Linked DNA regions of Homo sapiens: region 1 is linked to region 2. A link is a loop called in an ENCODE intact Hi-C map of the cell type or tissue named here. Cell type or tissue: mammary epithelial cell. All regions are shown on one strand. Links, peaks and the distances in the headings refer to the core of each region. The heading gives the core; the rest is flanking DNA.

What was found. Peaks named below come from ENCODE experiments on the same cell type or tissue, not always from the same donor. Only the 100,000 strongest peaks of a DNase experiment are listed, where the experiment ranks them.
Region 1: a loop joins it to region 2, with 11 times the contacts of the local background. A loop is called at or near these places in 2 of 110 quality-filtered maps.

The regions. Positions count from the first base shown.
Region 1 is chr11:16,628,465-16,638,695 of GRCh38, forward strand. The region is part of intron 2 of LOC105376571 (a long non-coding RNA gene); the gene reads left to right. It also overlaps a transcript of SOX6 not described here. Among named protein-coding and RNA genes, the nearest start is that of C11orf58, 110 kb to the right of the region's middle. In mammary epithelial cell, for the core only: a CTCF peak has its summit at 3,920 (motif pointing right); no DNase peak of the experiment used is centred there; H3K27me3 peaks cover 311 bases.
Region 2 is chr11:17,059,377-17,069,607 of GRCh38, forward strand. No RefSeq gene overlaps it. Among named protein-coding and RNA genes, the nearest start is that of SNORD14A, 10 kb to the right of the region's middle. In mammary epithelial cell, for the core only: a CTCF peak has its summit at 4,218 (motif pointing left); no DNase peak of the experiment used is centred there.

The DNA.
Region 1 (10,231 bases), core at 841-8,840, 430 kb before region 2:
AATACAAAAAAATTAGCTGGGTATGGTGGTATACACCAGTAGTCGCAGCTACTTGGAAGGCTGAGGAAGAATCTCTTGAACCCAGGAGGCGGAGGTTGCAGTGAGCCGAGATCACACCACTGCACTCCAGCCTAGGCGACAGCAAGACTCCATCTCAAAAAAAAAAAAAAAGAAAGAAAAGAAAAGAAAAATGACATTGGTATTTTGATAGGGATTGCAATGAATCTGAATCTGTAGGTTGCTTTGAGCAGTATGGCCATTTTAACGATATTGATTCTTCCAATGCATGAGCATGAAATGTTTTTCCATTTGTGTCATCTATGATTTCTTTTAGCAGTGTTTTGTATTTCTCCTTGTAGAGCTCCTTCACCTCCTTGGTTAGATATATTCCTAGATATTTCCTGGATATGACTACTGTAAGTGGCTCTCAGCTTGAACATTATTGGTGTATAGAAATGATGCTGATTTTTGTATGTTGATTTTGTATCCTGAAACTTTACTGAAGTTGTTTATCAGTTCCAAGAGCCTTTTGCCAGAGTCTTCAGGCTTTTCTAAGTATAGAATCATATAATCTGTGAAAAGAGTTTGACTTCTTCTTTTCCTATTTGGTTGACTTTCATTTCTGTCTCTTGCCTGACTGCTCTGGCTAACACTTCCAGTACTGTGTTGAATAGGAGTGGTATAACAGTGGGCATCCTTGTCTTATTCCAGTTCTCAAGGGGAATGCTTTTAGTTTTTGCCATTCCAGCATGACATTGGCTGTGGTGCGTAATAGATGGGTCTTTTTATTTTGAGGTATGTTCCTTCGATGCCTAGTTTCTTGAGAATTTTTACCACGAAGCGATGTTGGATTTTATCAAAAGCTTTTTCCACATCTATTGAGATGATAATATAGTTTTTGTTTTTAACTCTGTTTATGTGGTGAATCACATTTATTAATTTGTGTCTGTTGAACAAACCTTGCATTTGAGAAATGAAACCTTTTTATCGTGGTGAATTAACTTTTTGATGTACTGTTGGGTTTGGTTTGCTATTATTTTCTTGAAGACTTTTGTGTCTATACTCACCAGGAATATTGGCTCATTGTTTTATTTTTTCATTGTGACTTTGCCAGGTTTGGGTATCAGAGTGATGCTTACTTCATAGAATGAGATAGGAAGGAGTCCTTCCTCCTCCATTTTTGGGGATAGTTTTAGTAGAATTGATACCAGCTCTTCTTTGTGCATCTAGTAGAATTTAGCTGTGAATCCATCCAGCTGAGGCTTTTTGTTTTTGGTTGGTAGGCTTTTTATTACTGATTCTAATTCAGAACTCAATCTTGGTCTGTTCAGGGTTTCAGTTGCTTCGTTATTCAATCATGGGAGGTTGTGTGTTTCTGGTAATTTATCAATTTCCTCTAGATTTGATAGTTTGTGTGCATAGAGATGTTCATAATATTTTCTATGGATATTTTGTATTTATGTGGGATCAGTTGTAATGTCACCTTTTGTCATTTCTGATGGAGTTTATGTGAATCTTTTTTTTCTTTGTTAATCTAGCTAATGGTCTATCAATTTTATCTTTTCAAATAACCAGCTCTTAGTTTGTTGATTCTTTGTATGGATTTTTGGGTCTCAATTTCATTCAGTTTCACTCAGATTTTAATTATTTCTTTTCTTCTGCTAGCTTTGGGGTTAGTTTGTTCTTGTTTTTCTAGTTCCTGTAGGTATAATGTTAGATCATTAATTTGATATCTTGCTAACTTTTTGAGGTAGGCAATTACCACTATAAACTTTCCTTTCAACATTGCTTTTACTGCATCCCAGAGATTTTGGTATGTTATGTGTCTGTTTTCATTTTTTTCAAATAATGTGTTTATTTCTGCCTTAATTTCATTGTTTACCCAAAAGTCATCCAGGGGTAAGTTGTTTCATTTCCTTATAAGTGTGTGTTTTTGAGGGATCTTCTTGGTATTCACATCTATTTTTATTCCACTGTGGTCTGAGAGTATAGTTGGTATAATTTTGATTTTTTTTAATTTATTGAGACTTGCTTTATGGTCAAGCATGTGGTTGATCTTGGAGTATGTTCTACATGCAGATGAGAAGACTGTATACTCTGTGGTTGATGGGTGGATTGTTCTGTAGATGTCTATTAGGTCCAGTTGGTCAAGTGACAAGTTTAAGTCTAAAATTTGTTAGTTTTCTGCCTCAGTGCTGTCTAATGCTGACAGTCAGGGTGTTGAAGTTCCCCACTATTATTGTGTAACTGTCTAAGTCTTTTCATAGGTCTAGAAGTACTTGTTTTATGAATCTGAGTGCTCCACCATTGGATGTGTTATATGTAGGACAGTTAAGTCTTCTTGTTGAATTGAACCCTTTATCATTATATAATGCCTTTCTTTGTCTTTTTTTACTATGGTTGGCTTGAAGTCTGTTTTATCTGATGTAAGAACAGTGATCCCTATTCTTTATTGTTTTCCATGTGCATGACAGACCTTTCTCTAACCCTCTACTTTGAGCCTATGGATGTTGTTATGTGTGAGATGGGTGTCTTCAAGACAGCAGACAGATGAGTCTTGTTTTCTAATCCAAACTTTCCACTCTGTGCCTTTTAAGTGGGGGGTTTAAAGTATTTACATTCAAGGCTAATATTGATATGTGAGGTTTGATCCTATCATAAGGTTGTTACTTTGTTGCTTTGTAGTTTCTATTGCGTGGTTGCTTTATAAGGTCTTTAGGCTATGTACCTAAGTGTGTTTTGGTGGTAGATGGTATCATTCTTTTGTATGCATGTTTAAAACTCCCTTAAGGATCTCCCGTAAGGTTGGTCTAATGATAACAAATTCACTTAGTGTTAGCTTGTCTGGAAAATATTTTTTATTTCTCTTTCACTTATAAAGCCTACTTTGACAGGACATGAAATTCTTGGTTGGAATTTCTTTCCTTTAAGAATGCTGAAAATAGGCCCCCAACTTCTTCTGGCTTGTAAAGTTTCTACTGAAAAGTCCACTGTTAGCCTGATGGGATTCCCTTTGTACATGACCTTTCTCTAGTTGCCTTTAAGATTTTTTCTTTAGCATTGACCTTGGACAGTCTGGTGACAATATGCCTTGGTAAAGTTCACTTTGTATAGTATTAGGCAGGTGTTCTCTGGATTTCTTGGATCTGGATGTCTACCTCTCTAGCAAGATTAGGGAAATTTTCTTAAATAATTCCCTCAAATATATATTCCAGATTGTTTACTTTTTCTCTTTATCTCTCAGAAATGCCAATAATTCATAGGTTTGGTTGCTTTACATAATTCCATATTTCTTGAAGACTTTGTACATTTTTTTTAAATTCTTTTTCTTTATTTTTGTCTAACTGGGTTAGTTACAAAGACTGGTCTTCAAGCTCTGAAATTATTTCTTCTTCTTGGTCCAGTTTATTGATAAAGATTTCAATTGTATTTCAAAATTCTTTAAGTGAGTTTTTCAATTGCAGAAGCTCTGATTTATTTTTTAAAGACACTTATCTCTTCCTTCGTTTCTAGGATTGCTTGAGAAGTTTATTTGCATTGACTTTCAACCTTGTCTTGGATCTCATTGAGCTTCCTTGCAATCCATGCTTTGAATTCTTTATCTGTCATTTCTGAGTTTCCATTTTGGTTAGGGTCCATTGCTAGAGAGCTAATGTGATCCTTTAGTGGTGTCATTACATTCAGATTTTTCATGGTGCCAAAATTCTTCCTTTGGTTCCTTCTCATCTGGAGACACTGACACTTCTAATTTTTGTAATTATTTTCATGTGGGTAGGATTTTTTCTTTTTCTCTTTTTCCCTACATTACTGGGGGTTTTTTCTTTCCCTTTCCCCCAAGGTCTGCTGGCTTTGCTTCTAAAGTCCCATGCACTTCTTTGGGCAGGTTTTGTATTGGACTGTGCAGTTTGACCTACAAGCCAGTAGATGGCACTTATCAATAACAGTCAGCTTTTAGCTTGTCTGGAAAATATTTTTTTTCCACACAGCTGGGTACATACTTCCTCCTTGTTTACTGGCCGAAGCTCTCTGTTGCCTCAGGCACTGGACTGATTCCTGCGCAGTGGTCTGAGCTTCCTGCTCAGCCCTGGGGCAGGGTGAAGGGGCCACTATGGGCAGGGTCAGACTGGGCAGGTCTCTGCCTAAAGGTCCCCGGAGGGCAGGCACAAGCACCAGCACTGAGGGAGAATCGAATAGGTGAGCACCAAGCACTCAGACGTCTGCCTAAGCATGGAGCAAAGCAACCTCCTCGGCCCTCTTTGGCACAGGAATGGGGTGCAGCCTAAATTCCTAATCCAAAAGAGTGAGTGGTCCAGATGTCCGGAGATCTGCCTAGGCGTGGAGTGGAGAGGGACCCCCTGCACCAAGATTTCTGCACAGGAGGAGCGGAGTGGCTCAGGCTTCTGAACCAGGCAAGCAGATCCTCTGAATGCCTGAGGATCTGCCTGGGCATACAGCAGAGAGGGCTTCCCTGCACCAGGATCTCTGCACAGGAAGGGTAGGGTTGCTCAGGCTGTTGATCCAAGTGAGCTGGTGCTCCAAATTCCTGGGGATCTGCCTGGGCATGAAGTGGAGAGGGCCTCCCTGTACCAGGATCTCTGCACAGGAAAGCTGGGATGGGTAGGGTCAAGCTGCTGAACCAGGAGAACAGGTGCTCCAAATGCCTGGATATCCACCTGGACATGGAGTTGAGAGGGCCCTGCCACACCATGATCTAAATAGTATTTTTAATACTGTAATTTGTTGTTTTCTAATATTTATTCAGAATTTTCCCATCAAACTGCATAAGTGACACTGAGCACAGTTTTTTACTTCCTGGAACTAACTTATTCATTTTATTGTCAATGCTATGCTACCTGCAAAATTAAATTAAATTTCTGGATGTATGTTCCTCTCTTTATATATTCTCTGAAACAGTTTAAAATCAGAATTACTGCCACTTCCAGTATGGGGAAGTAAACTCGTAACAGGACCTTAACCTTCCACAGAAAACAACTATAAATTCTGACAAAATGCAAAAAACAACTACCTGAGAGCTCTGAAGAATAAATAAAAGCAGAGTTGAAACTTGAAAGAAGCTGTGGGTGTAAGTGAGTTTCCCACTTTGTGTGGCTTTGTCTTGAAGGCAGCCACAGACCCAGAGCAGCATGGAACAGCTAAAACTTCAATAGAAAGCACAGTGTCTTTATAGCTGGGAAAAGCAAGGGAAAGAGTCAAGGTAATCAGGGCCACCAGAGAGTAAGGAAAGAATCCTGAATAGGAGACTGTCAGGGAACAGGAACTCCAAATTCCATATATAACTCTTGCCTAAGTCTCTGGCATATATGGGGCCGACTAAAATCAACCAGAAATGACAGTTGAGCTGTTCCCAATCAAAGGCAAGAGAAACTTCTCAGTTTAAATCTAACCAAGCTAATTGCCTTATAAAATAAAAACATCAGCTTCATTTGTAGGACTATAAAATAATCTAAAAGCTAAGCAACATGATATCATAATGATCAAGATTCAATCTACAATTTCTTGACATGAAGAATCAGGAAAATGTGATTCATTTTCTAGAGAAAAGATGATCAACAAACACCAATCCCAAAATGAACCAGATGCTGAAATTATCAGACAAGAACTTTAAAGCTGCTATTATAAATATGCTTAATGAAATAAAAGAAAATATGTTCATAATCAATGAAAAAGTAGCAAATCTAAGCAGAGAAATAGGAAATACAAAAGGAAAAAAGAGAAACTTAGGACTGGAAAATAAAAAATCTAACATAAAGTTCATTATATGAACATAGTAAAATAAAGGTGATGGAGGGAAAAGTCTGTGAATTTGTAGATCAATAAAAGCAATTAGAAGAAAAGAGAAGAAAAAAATGGAAGAAAAAAAAAACAGTGCCTTAGGAATTTGCATGGCAATATCAAAAGATCCAACATGAAAGCTGGAGTCTCAGAAAGAGGAGAAAGAGAGAATGGGGAAATAAGAATATTTGATAAAATAATGGTCAAAAGATTCTCAAATTTGGTGAAAAATAGAAATTATTTGTTCCTCACATATAAAACTGAGCTTAGAATTTATTTTAATTTATTGTATTATTTGAATGTAGCTTACTAGGTTTTATTTAATCAAGTCTATTGATTTAGTGGGTACTGATTATTAAGGTTTTTTATGTTTCAGTAAATTTAGTAGCTTACATTTTTCTAGAAAATTTCTATTTTATCTAACTTTTCAAATTATTTTTAGTTTTCCATTGTAATGTTTAAATTTTTCTATTTTATCTCTAATTGATATGGTTTGGCTGTATCTCCACCCAAATCTGATCTTGAACTGTAGTTCCCATAATCCCCATGTGTCGTGGGAGGGACCCAGTGAGGGGTAATCGAATCACGGGGGCAGTTACCTCCATGCTGTTCTCATAATAGTCAGTGAGTTCTCACGAGTTCTGATGGTTTTATAAGGGTTTTTTCCCACCCTTCACTCTGCACTTCTCCTTGCTGCAACCATGTGAAAAAGAAGATGTTTGCTTCCCCTTCTGACATGATTGTTAGTTTCCTGAGGCCTCCTCTGCCCTGCAGAACTGTGAGTCAATTAAACATTTTTCCTTTATAAATTACCCAGTCTTGGGTATGTCCTTATAGCACCGTGAGAATGGACTAATACAGTAAATTGGTACCAGGTAGTGGGGCACTGCTGTAAAGATACTCAAAAACGTGGAAGCAACTTCGAAACTGGGTAACAGGCAGAGGTTAGAACAATTTCGAGGGTTCAGAAGAAGATAGGAAAATGTGAGAAACTCTGGAGGTTCCTAGAGACTTGTTGAATGGCTTTGACCAAAATGCTGATAGTGATATGGACAATAAAGTCCAGGCTGAGGTGGCCTCAGATGGAGATGAGGAACTTGTTGGGAACTGGAGCAAAGGTAACTCTTGCTGTGCAAAGACAGAGTGGTGGCATTTTGCCCCTGCCATAGAGATCTGTGGAACTTTGGACTTGAGAGAGATGACTTAGTGTATCCGGCAGAAGAAATTTTTAAGCCACAAAGCATTCAGGGTGACAGAGCATTAAAGTGTGGAAAATATGCAGTCTGATGATGCAGTAGAAAACAAAGACCTGTTTTCTGGGGGAGAAATTCAAGCCAGCTACAGAAATCTGCATAAGTAAGAAGGAGCCAAATGCTAATCACCAAGACAATGCAGAAAATCAGACACTTCACAGCTGCCCCTCCCATCACAGGCCCAGAAGCCTAGGAGGGAAAAATGGTTTCCTGGGTGAGGTCCAGGGCCCCCCTCTTGTGTGCAGCCTCTGGACTTGGTGTCCTGAATCCCAGCCACTCCAGCTGTGGCTAAAAGGAGTTCAGGCCATTGCTTCAGAGCATGCAAGCCCCAAGCCTTGGAAGCTTCCACATGGTGTTGGTCCTGTGGGTGTGCAGAAACAAGAATTGAGGTTTGGGAACCTCTGTCTAGATTTCAGAAAATGTATAGAAATGGCTAGATGTCCAAGCAGAGGTGTGGTCCTGGGGTGGAGCCCTCATGGAGAGCCTCTGCTAGGGCAGCGCAGAAGGGAAATGTGGGGTCAGAGCCCCCACACAGAGTCCCCAATGGGGCACTGCCTAGTGGTGCTGTGAGAGGAAGGCCACCATCCTCCAGACTTCAGAATGGTAAACCCACTGACAGCTTGCACCATACTCCTAGAAAACCCACAGACATTCAATACCAGTCATGAAAGCAGCTGGGAGGGGGGCTGTGCCCTGCAAAGCTACAGGGTCAGAGCTGCCCAAGGTCATGGAAGTCCACCTCTTACATCAGCAATACCTGGATGTGAGGCATGGAGTCAAAAGAGATCATTTTGGAGCTTTAAGATTTGACTGTCCCACCGGATTTCAGACTTGCATGGTGCCTGTAGCCTCTTCGTTTTGGTCAATTTCTCCCATTAGGAATGGCTGTATTTACCCACTGCCTGTACCCTCATTGCATCTAGGAAGTAAGTAACTTGCTTTTGATTTTACAGGCTCATAGGTAGAAGGGACTTGCCTTGTCTCAAATAAGACTTTGGACTTGGACTTTTGAGTTAATGCTGGAATGAGTTAAGATTTTGGGGGACTGTTGGGAAGGCATGATTGTATTTTGAAATGTGAGGACATGAGATATGGGAGGGCCCGGGGCAAAATGATATGGATTGGCTCTGTCCCCCTACCCCAAATTTCATCTTAAACTGTAGTTCCCATAATCCCCATTTGTTGTGGGAGGGACCTGGTGGGAGGCAATTGAATCATGGGGGCAGTTGCCTCCATGATGTTCTCATGATAGTGAATTCTCACATGATCTGATGGTTTTATAAGGGAGTTTTCCCACCCTTCATTCTGCACATCCTTGCTGCTGCCATGTGAAGAAGGACATGTTTGCTTCCCCTTCTGCCATGAGTGTAAGTTTCCTGAGGCCTACCCAGCTCCACAGAACTTTGAGTCAATTAAACCTCTTTCCTTTATAAATTGCCCAGTCTTGGGTATGTCCCTATAGCAGCCTGAGAACAGAATAATAGACTAATTATGTCCCCTTTTCCTCTGCTAGTGTTTAATGGTGTCTTCATTATTTTTGTTGTTGATTAGTCTCTCTAGAAATTGGCCTATTTTTTTTTGAAACAACAAGCTTTTGGATTCTTGATCTCTACTGTTTCTTCCTTACTTTCCCATTCATTTATATTCTTAATTTATTTCAAGTTCTTTTTTAGATTTACTATTCTTCTTATTCCAGCTTCTTCAGCCAAATACTTATCTTTTTATTTTGAGATGCAGTCTTGCTCTATCGCCCAGGCTGGAGTGCAGTGGTGTGATCTCAGCTCACTGCACCCTCCACCTGCTGGGTTCCAACGATTCTCCTGCCTCAGCCTCCTGAGTACCTGGGACTACAGGCGTGCACTACCATGCCCAGCTAATTTTTGTATTTTTGGTAGAGATGGGGTTTCACCATGTTGGCCAGGCTGGTCTTGAACTCCTGACCTTGAGATCTGCCCGCCTCAGCCTCCCAAAGTGCTGGGATTACAGGCATGAGCCACCACACCCAGCTTTTCAATAGTTTCAAAATAAATTTATTAAACTATAAATTTCCCCAAATAACTGCTTTAGTTAGATCCCAAAAACACTGGATGTTGATTAGGGTAAATGATTGAACTACTATAATAAACAGAATGCAATAGACAATGGATCGAATAAGATGCCTTATTTCCTTCTCATCTAAGAATGAGGGTGGGTATTCCAAGGTCACGGATATGTCTGGATCCTAAGCTAATGAAGCCTTGGCCATCCTTAAAATATATTTCTCAAGGTCGCTTTGGTCACCATCATTCCAGCAAGCAGGGAAAGGTACAGTGTGCAGGAATATGTGTGCAACGTTTTATAGGCAAGGCCTGGAAGGAAAAATGTTTTTTCCATTCACATTTTTTTGGACATAGGGTCTCATTCTTTTTTTTTTTTTTTATACTTTAAGTTCTAGGGTACATGTGCACAATGTGCAGGTTTCTTGCATATGTATACATGTGCCATGTTGGTGTGCTGCACCCATTAAATCGTCATTTACATTAGGTATATCTCCTAATGCTATCCCTCCCCCCACCCCTCAACAGGCCCTGGTGTGTGATGTTCCCCTTCCTGTGTCCAAGTGTTCTCATTGTTCAATTCCCACCTATAACTGAGAACATGCGGTGTTTGGTTTTTTGTCCTTGCGATAGTTTGCTGAGAATGATGGTTTCCAGCTTCACCCATCTCCCTACAAAGGACATGAACTCATCATTTTTTATGGCTGCATAGTATTCCATGGTGTATATGTGCCACATTTTCTTAATCCAGTCTATCATTGTTGGACATTTGGGTTGGTTCCAATTCTTTGCTACTGTGAATAGTGCCGCAATAAACATATGTGTGCATGTGTCTTTATAGCAGCATGATTTATAATCCTTTGGGTATATACCAAAGGATTATACCCAGTAATGGGATGGCTGGGTCAAATGGTATTTCTAGTTCTAGATCCCTGAGGAATCACCACACTGACTTCCACAATGATTGAGCTAGTTTACAGTCCCACCAACAGGGTAAAAGTGTTCCTATTTCTCCACATCCTCTCCAGCACCTGTTGTTTCCTGACTTTTTAATGATCACCATTCTAACTGGTCTGAGATGGTATCTCATTGTGGGTTTGATATGCATTTCTCTGATGGCCAGTGATGATGAGCATTTTTTCATGTGTC
Region 2 (10,231 bases), core at 1,087-9,086:
GAAGGACTCTATGTAATGATAAAGAGGTCAATTCAGCAAGAGGATACAACAATTTAAAATATATATGCACATAATACTGGAACACCCAGATATGCAAAGCAGACATTATTAGAGCTGAAGAGAGAGATAGGCTCCAATACAATAATAGTTGGAGATTTCAACACCCCTCTTTCAGATTTGGACAGATCTTCCAGACAGAAAATCAAGAAAGAAACATCAGACTTAATCTGCACTATACACCTAATGGATCTAACAGATATTTACAAAACATTTTGCCCAATGACTGCAGGATACACATTCTTTTCCTCAGCACATGGATCATTCTCAAGGATAGGCCATATGTTAGGTCACAAAACAAGTCTTAAAACATTGAAAAAAAAATTGGCTGGGCACAGTGGCTCACACGTATAATCCCAGCACTTTGGGAAGCTGAGGTGGGCGGATTACTTGAGGTCAGGCGTTCGAGACCAGCCTGGCCAACATGGTGAAACCCCATCTCTACAAAAATACAAAAATTAGCCAGGTGTGGTGGTGTGGATCTGTAATCCCAGCTGCTTGGGAGGCTGAGGTAGGATAATAGCTTGAACCCAGGAGGCAGAGCTTGCAGTGAGCCGAGATTTTGCCACTGCACTCCAGCCTGGGTGACAGAGCAACACCCTGTCTCAAAAAAAAAAAAAAAAAAAAAAAATTGAAATAATATCAAGCATATTCTCTGACCACAATGGAATAAAAATAGAAATTAATAGCAAGAATAGTTTTGGACACTATACAAATACACAGAAATTAAACAATGTTTCAGATGTCTTGGAGCACTGAAAAAAAAAAAAAAAAAAAAAAGAAACAACATTCTCTTGAATGTGCCAGTAGGTCAAAGAAGAAATTAAGAAGGAAACTTAAAATTTCCTTGAAACAAATGATAATGGAAACACAAGATACCGAAACAATACTAAGAGGGAAGTTTACAGCTATAAGTGCCTACGTTAAAAAAAAAAAAAAAAAAAAAAACACCTAATGCATCTTAAAGAACTAGAAAAGCAAGAGCAAACCAAATGCAAAATTAGTAGAAGAAAAGAAATAATGAAGATCAGAGCAGAAATAAATGAAATTGAAATAAAGAAAACAATACAAAAGATCAATGAAACAAAAAGTTGGTTGTTTGAAAAGTTAAACAAAATTGACAACACTTTAGCCAGACTAAGAAAAAAAAGAGAGAAGGGGCAGGCATGGTGGCTCATGCCTATAATCCCAGCACTTTGGGGGACTGAGGTGGGTGGATCATTTGAGGTCAGGAGTTCAAGACCAACCTGGCCAACATGGTAAAAACCCATCTCTACTAAAAGTGCGAAAATTAGCTAGGTGTGGTGGCACACGCATGTAGTCCCAGCCACTCAAGTGGCTGAGGCACAAGAATTGCTTGAACCTGGAAGGTAGAGGTTGCAGTGAGCCAAGATCACGCCACTGCACTCCAGCCTGGGCAACAGGGTGAGAGTCTGTCTCAAAAAAATAAAAAATAAAAAAGAGAGACTCAGATAAATAAAATCAGAAATGAAAAAGGAGACATTATAACTGATACTGAAGAAATTCAAAGGATCATTAGTGGCTACTACGAGCAAGTATATGCCAATAAATTGGAAAATCTAGAATAAATGGACAAATTCCTAGACAGATACAACCCACCAAGATTGAACCAGGAAGAAATCCAAAATCTGACAGATCAGTAACAGATAACAAGTTGAAAGCTGTAATAAAAAGTCTCCCAGCAAAGAAAAGCCCAGAACCTGATCCCTACCCTGCTGAATTTTACCAAGCATTTAAAGAAAAACTAATACCAATTCTACTCAAAGTATTCCAAAAAATAGTAAGAGGGGGGAATACTTCCAATCTCATTCTATGAGGCTAGTATGACCCTGATACCAAAACAAGACAAAGACACATCAAAAAAATAAAACTACAAGCTAGTACCTCTTATGAATATTAATGCAAAGATCCTCAAAAAACACAAGCAAATTCAGCAATATATTAGAAAGATCATTCATCATGACCAAGTGGGATTTGTCCCTGGGATGCAAGGATGGTTCAACATATGCAAATCAATTAATGTGATATATCATATCAACAGAATGAAGAATAAAAACAGTATGATCACTTCAATTGATGCTGAAACAGCATTTGATAAAATTTAACATCCCTTCAAGATAAAAACCCTCAAAAAAACTGGAATAGAAGGAATATACCTTAATATAATAAAAGCCCTATGTGACAGACAGCTAATATCATACTGAAAGCCTTTCCTCTAAGAACACAATGAGGATGCCCACTTTCATCACTGTTACTCAACATAGTACTGGAAGTCCTAGCTAGAGCAGTCAGACAAGAGAAAGAAATAATGGGCATCCAAATTGAAATGGAAGAAGTCAAATTATCCTTATTTATAGATGATATAATCTTATATTTCAAAAAAACCTAAAGACTCCACAAAAAACCTATTAGAAGTGATAAAAATTCAATAAATTTGCAAGATATAAAATCGACATACAAAAATTAGTAGCATTTCTACATGCCAACAATGAACAATCGGAAAAAGAAATTAAAATGTAATGCCATTTACAATAGCCACAAATAAAATTAAATACCTAGGAATTAACCAAAGAAGTTAAAGATCTCTATAATGAATATCATAAAACACTGATGAAAGAAACTAAAAAGGACACCAAAAAAATGGAAAAATATTCCACGTTCATGGATTGGAAGAATCAGTATTATTAAAATGTCCATACTACCCAAAGCAATCTACAGATTCAATGCAATCCCTATCTGAACCCTCTCCTCAGTGAGTGATTGTGTGAGTCCAGGCAGTGCTTCTCAAACTTTAATGGGCATCAGAATTCCCTACAGTTTGTTAAAATACAGATTCCCTTCCCTTGATTGTGTGGTTCTGTATGAGGCCTGAGATTCTGTTTTTCTTGTTTGTTTGTTTGTTTGTTTGTTTTTGAGACAGGGTCTCACTCTGTCGCTAAAGCTGGAGTGCAGTGACACGATCACGGCCCACTGCAGCCTCCATCTCCCAGGCTCAAACTATCCTCCTGCCTCAACCTCCCGAGTAGCTGGGACTACAGGTGTGCACCACCATGCCCAGCTAAGAGATTCTGCATGTTTAATAAGTTATATTCCCACCAGGTGATTCCGTTGAAGGAAGTTCCAGACTACACTTTGAAAAATGCTGCTCTAAGAGAATATGTGTCTGGAAGTTCTGAGAGACATGGAAGGGAGCAGGTGACCCGAGGTACATGTGTATAACATTTCTTTCTTTTTTTGTGTGTGAGATGGAGTCTCGCACTGTCACCCGGGCTGGAGTGCAATGGTGCAATCTCGGCTCACTGCAACCTCCGGCTCCTGGGTTCAAGCAATTCTCCTGCCTCAGCCTCCCGAGTAGCTGGGATTACAGGTGCCCGCCACCAAGCCCGGCTAATTTTTTATATTTTTAGTAGATATGGGGTTTCACTATGTTGGCCAGGCTGGTCTTAAACTCCTGACCTCGTGATCTGCCTGCCTCGGCCTCCCAAAGTGCTGGGATTATACGTGTGAGCCACTGTGCCCGGCCAACATGTGTATAACATTTCTAGAAAAATATGCAAAAAAACATTGTTAGCTTCTGAAAAGGAGGCTAGAAGTTCTGGTGTACGGGTAAGACCTGTTTTATATTTTAAAAAACTTTAATATTTTTTTCACCTTAAGCATGTACTACTTTCTTAGTTTAGAAACATTTAGCACATTGCCCAACAAAGAGTAGGTGCTCAGTAAGTAAAAGTTATTTTCTTTTTTGTCCTCTACCCAAACATTTGCTGCCCTTTCTCTTCCTCATTTCCTCCCCACCAGCAGTATTCCCATTCATGTCTTTGATTAATAAATATCAATGGAATACATATCATGTGCTAGGCACTGTTCTAACAGTATAGCTGCATACACACAACAGACACAGTTCTTGCCTGCAAGGAGCTTACATTCTAGTGCTCTCTTGTCCCCACCTTGGCACATTTTGATTCATGAATTCCTGCCTCCTTAGCTTTGTACAGGCCATGCCCTCACACAAACCTAAAGTACCCTTTCCAACTCCCCTCCTTCAGAACAGTACCTAAATTCTCCCTGAAGCTTTCCCTGAACCCCAGTGACATCCCCATGGGAGGCTTGATGGGAGCTCTGGACCAGGCTTCTGCTGCCCTCTGGTGGGGCTTCCTGGTGGCTCAAGGGCCAGTGCCCTGGGGACCTCTACTCTAGGGCCTGCCTCTCTCCACCTGGCATCTACGCAGTCTTGGGTGGGCCAGGCCCAGGGGATCTGTGTACCCAGAGTACACTGACTTCCCTGGACCTGGCTCAGACGTATGATCTGTGTGTCCCTAACTCTGAGCCAGACTGTCCCTAAAGGCCACAGTCTTTGTAGAGGCAATGCGGTATGGGACAGTAAGTAGTGCCACTGCCCGGGGGTGCTGGTAGTTGGGGAGGGAGGGAGGGTAGGGAAGTGGGGGAGGAGACACCAGGTAAAATAGCTTTAACAGAATTATCTTTTATTTCTTCCTTTTTTTTTTTTTTTTTTTTGAGACAGAGTCTCTCTCTGTTGTCCAGGCTAGAGTGCAGTGGTGTGATCTCAGCTCACTGCAACTTTCACCTCTTGGGTTCAAGCGATTCTCCTGCCTCAGCCTCCCAAGTAGCTAGGATTACAGGCATGAGCCACCAGGCCTGACTAATTTTTGTATATTTAGTAGAGACAGGGTCTCACCATGTCCCTGTGCCCAGGCTGGTCTTGAACTCCTGACCTCAAATGATCCACCTGCCTTGGCCTCCCAAAGTCCTGGGATTACAGGCATAAGCCACTGCACCTGGCCTTATCCTTTCTTTTATTCTTTGTTTTTATCTTGTGCCAAAAGCAACTGATACTCTTACAGAAACGTCAGAAAATAGAAACATGCAAAAGAATGATTCAAACAAATCCCATAATCCCACCTAGAGACAATTTCTTTTCACACCTGGAGCAAGAACAAAGAGGAAAGGGCAACTAGGCCAGGAGCCAGGAGGCCTGGACTCTAGTCCTTGTCATCCCTCCCACTGTGTGACCCTGAGCAAGTCCCTTCTTGGAGTCTAACTCACCCATACACAAAATGAGGACTGAATTAAGTACCTACTTGGTTTACTCTTCTGTGATTCTAAGTCAGGGGTCCCAATCCTAGATGCCTTTTAAAAATACAGATGTCTGGTTCCCCACTCCCAACCCACTCCCCATCCTAGCAGATTTCTGCTTTCCCAGACAGAGCTCAGGAATCTCTATCTATCTATCTATCTATCTATCTATCTATCTATCTACCTACCTACCTACCTACCTACCTACCTACCTATGTATCCATCTCTTCTTCTTCCCTTTCTGGAGTAAAGGAATCAATTTTTAAAAAATATTTTTTAGTGACCGGGTGCAGTGGCTCATGCCTGTAATCCCAGTACTTTGAGAGGCCGAGGTGGGTGGATCACCTGAGGTCAGGAATTCAAGACCAGCCTGGGCAACATACATAGTGAAACCCCCTCTCTACTAAAAATGCAAAAATTAGCTGGGCATGGCGACATGTGCCTGTAATCCCAGCTAATTGGGAGGTTGAGGCATAAGAATCGCTTGAACCCGGGAGGCAGAGGTTGCAGTGAGCCAAGATTGTGCCATTGCATTCCAGCCTGGGCCACAGAGCAAGACTCCGTCTCAAAAAAAAACCAAAACTGTTTTTACTTTTCAGAGACAGAGTCTTGCTCTGTGGTCCAGGCTAGAGTGTAGTAGTGATCTTCCTGCAGCTTTGATCTCCCAGGCTTAAGCAATCCTCCCATCTCAGCCTCCTGAGTAGCTGGGACTATAGGCATGTGCCACCATGAGTAATTTTTTTTTTTTTCCCCCTGAGATGGAGTCTTGCTCTGTCACCCAGGCTGGAGTGCAATGGTGCAATCCCAGCTCACTGCAACCTCCGCCTCCTGAGTTCAAGCAATTCTCCTGCCTCAGCCTCCCAAGTACCTGGGATTACAAGTGCCCGCCACCATACCTGGCTAATTTTTTTGTATTTTTAGTGGAGATGGGGTTTCACCACATTGGCCAGGCAGGTCTTGAACTCCTTACCTCGTGATCCGCCCACCTCGGCCTCCCAAAGTGCTGGGATTACAGGTATGCGCCACCGCACCTGGCCTAATTTTTTTATTTTTTGTTGAGACAGAGTCTTACTATTTTGCCCAAGCTAGTCTCACACTCCTGAACTCAAACGATCCTCCCACTTCAGCCTCCCAAAGTGCTGGGATTACAGGCATGAAGGAATCAGTATTTTAGGATGGGCACGGTGGCTCATACCTGTAATCCCGGCACTTTGGGAGGCCAAGGCTGGCGGATCACTTGAGACCAGGAGTTTCAGACTAGCTTGGCCAACATGATGAAACCCCCTCTCTACTAAAAACACAAAAATTAGCCAGGCATGGTGGCATTCACCTGTAGTCCCAGCTACTCAGGAGGCTGAGGCAGGAGAATTGCTTGAACCCAGAATGGGGAGACTGCAGTGAGCCGAGATTGCACCACTGCATTCTAGCCTGGGCAACAGAGCGAGACTCTGTCTCAAAAAAATAAATAAATAAATAAATCAGTATTTTAGGCCAGGAGCAGTGGCTCACACCTGTAATCCCAACACTTTGGGAGGCTGAGGCAGCAGGATCACCTGAGGTCAGGAGTTCGAGACTAGCCTGGCCAACATGGTGAAACCCCATCTCTACTAAAAATAGAAAAATTAGCCGGGTGTGGTGGTGGGTGCCTGTAGTCCCAGATACTCGGGAGGCTAAGGCACGAGAATCACTTGAACCCAGGAGGCAGAGGTTGCAGTGAGCTAATGCCACTGCACTCCAGCCTGGGCAACAGAGTGAGACTCGGTCTCAAAAGGAAAAGAAATCACTATTTTTAAAAGTCTTCTGGGAGTATCCCAGTGAATGCCTCCTGGTCAAGAAGCATTGGTGGATATCTTTCTAGATATTTGTATGTTTGTGCATAATTTTTTTTAACAAAACTGGAATTATTGTATATATGTTAATATATTGAGGTACATTTCATACCTTAATTTAAGCAGCCCACTAATCAGTTAGGCAGTTCCAATTTTGTACTATTACAAATATTGAAAAAACAGTAAAAGTGGGCTAAAAAACAAATTACAAATAATTAGGGAAAACCCCTGAAAAGTTCAGGAAAAGGACAAAAATGCTTAAAAACTTAAAGCATTGAAAATTGCTTGATAAAGCATGAGAATGACCAACATTATATATATTTAAAAAAACAACAACTGGGAAATACTCATTTTCAATCAAATCATTGTTTCAATCAAAATGTTGTATTCACCAGAATGCTTTCAGAAAAATTGCTTTCAGTCCAATCATATGCTTCTGTGGGAGGCAGCCAGCAAGAGCTTCCTTCCAGCTCCCACGAAGTCCTTGGAAAAGGTTTGGGATCCCCACTGCCAGCAGTTCTAACTGGGAAATAAACATCAGACCAACCGCTGTGCATGTACCCAGCAAGGATCTGCTGATTATCTTATGTGCCAGGCTCTGTGCTGGGCACTGGGAATATGAGGCAACCAAGACAGTTTCTGCCATCCTCCCCAACAGGGGCTCACAGTCCAGTCTGGTAGGGCAGACAGACACATCCACAGGTAATTCCAGTACAGGCTGAGATGAGATGAGAGCAGGGAGGCATGGCAAATGGGGAAAGGCAAGTGAAAGCTTCTGCCCTGTCCCTCCAGCAGCCGTAGGACCATAGAAACACAGCCTCTTTCTCCTCAACAAAATGTTCTCCTTACTTTTGCTATGAAACAAATTACCCCAAAAACCTAGTGGTTTAAAACAATCATTTGATTATGCTCAAGGATTCTGTAGGTCAAGAATTCAGGGCTAGGTGCAGTGGCTCATGCCTGTAATCCCAGCATTTTGCGAGGCCAAGGCAGGATAACTGCTTGACCCCGGGAGTTTGAGACCAGCCTGGGCAACATAGGGAGACCCCTGTCTCTATGAAAGAAAAAAAAAAGAATTCAGATAGGGTACTACAGGAATGGCTTCTCTACTCCAGAATGTCTGTAGTCTCAGCTGGGAAGATTGAGTGGCTGGGGCGACTCAAAGGCTCTGGAGGCAGGTATCATGTGGAGGTATCTTCACTCAGGAGCCTGGTGGTTAGCGCCGGCTGTCACATGGGACCTCCACCATGGCTGTTTTCCAGAGCACCCACACATGGCCGAGGCTTCCTCACAGCATGGAGGCCTCGGGGTGGGCCTGCACAGCAGCTCAGGATCCCAGACATGAGTGTCCCAGGCAACAAGGCATTTTCTGCCCTGGTCTCGGAATTCCTCAGGTGTCACTTCAGCTGAATTCTATTGTTACAGCCAGCCACAGCCTGCCATGTTGATAGGGAGAGGAATTAGACACCACATCTTGACTGGAGAGCAGTAAGGTTCAAGAAGACAAGTGGGACAGATTTTGTTGTGGTCATTTTTTTTTTTTTTTTTCCAGAGACAGGGTCCCTCTGTCCCAATCATAGCTCACTGCAGCCTCAAACTCTTGGGTTCAAGCAATCCTCTCACCTTGGCCTTCCAAGTTCTGGAAAAAAAAAAATCTAGCTAGCTTTTTTATTTTTTGTAGAGATGTGAGTCTCACTATGTTGCCCAGGCTGATCTCAAACTCCTAGCCTCAAGAGGTCCTCCTGCCTTGGCCTCCCAAGGTGCTGGGATTACAGGCATGAGCCACTGAATCTGGCCTGTTGTGGTCATACAGTCTACCACACCCGAGGTGGACCCAGGCACACCATTTACTGCCAGGAGGGCAGGCCTGAGAGGGGCCCAGCTGGGTGCAATGGAGGTAAGATGGGAAAGAAGCTGGACTCTTCTATCCTTAGGCAATTTCATGTGACCATGGCTTCACTTTCTGCTCCTCCATGATGACTTTTTTTTTTCTTTTTCTTTATTTTTTTTAAGACCGAGTCTCACACTGTTGCTCAGGCTGGAGTGCAGTGGCACAATCTCCGCTCACTGCAACCTCCACCTCCCGGGTTCAAGCAAGTCTTGTGCCTCAGCCTTCTGAGGAGTTGGGATTACAGGCACACGCCACCACGCCTGGCTAATTTTTGTATTTTTAGTAGAGATAGGGTTCCACCATGTTGGCCAGGCTGGTCTTGAACTCCTGACTTCAAGTGATCTGCCCACCTCGGCCTCCCAAAGTGCTGGGATGACAGGAGGGAGCGCCACCCAGCCTCCCTTATGACTTTTCCATCTCACCAGTGTGTCAAATTGTCTGCCTACTTTACCTTTTGTGCCTCAGTTTCTTCTGAATAATGGAGAGGCTAATACTATCTACCTCATAGAGTGACCATGAGGACTAAATGAGACAATATGGTAGTTCCCCAATGTCCGCAGAGCGTATGTCCCAAGGCCCCAGGGGTTGCCCGAAACTGTGGACAGTACAAAATCTTTTATATGCTATTTTTTTCTACACATATATACCTATGATAAGGTTTAATTTATAAATTAGGCACAGTAAGAAATTAGCAACAACTAATAATAAAATAGAACAATTATAACAATATACTGTAATAAAAGTTATTTTAAATTTATGAATTATTTCTAGAATTTTCCATTTTATATTTTCAGCCCACTATTGACCATGGATAAAGGAAACCATGAAAAAGGGGGGAAACTACCATACTTACAAAATACTCACTGCAAGGCCGGGCGCAGTGGCTCATGCCTGTAATCCCAACACTTTGGGAGGCCGAGGCGGGCAGATCACCTGCAGTCAGGAGTTCAAGACCAGCCTGACCAACATGGCGAAACCCCGTCTCTACTAAAAATACAAAAATTAGCCAGGCATGGTGGCAGGCATCTGTAATCCCAGCTATTCGACAGGCTGAGGCAGGAGAATCACTTGAACCTGGGAGGTGGAGGTTACAGTGAGCTGAGATCATGCCACTGCACTCCATCCTGGGGGATAGAGCAAGACTCTACCTCCAAAAAAAAAACGGAACAAGGATGAACTCTGAACTCTGAGCAGTGGTGCACTGGGGCTGGTTTGTATGGGCTCACAAGAGCCAACTCTCAAGCTTTCAGGAATGCTGCAAGCCAGTTAAACACAGGCATTAAAAATCATATAAACTCGCAGATAAAGTATATTCAAAACAAGTATAGTAAATCCTCAG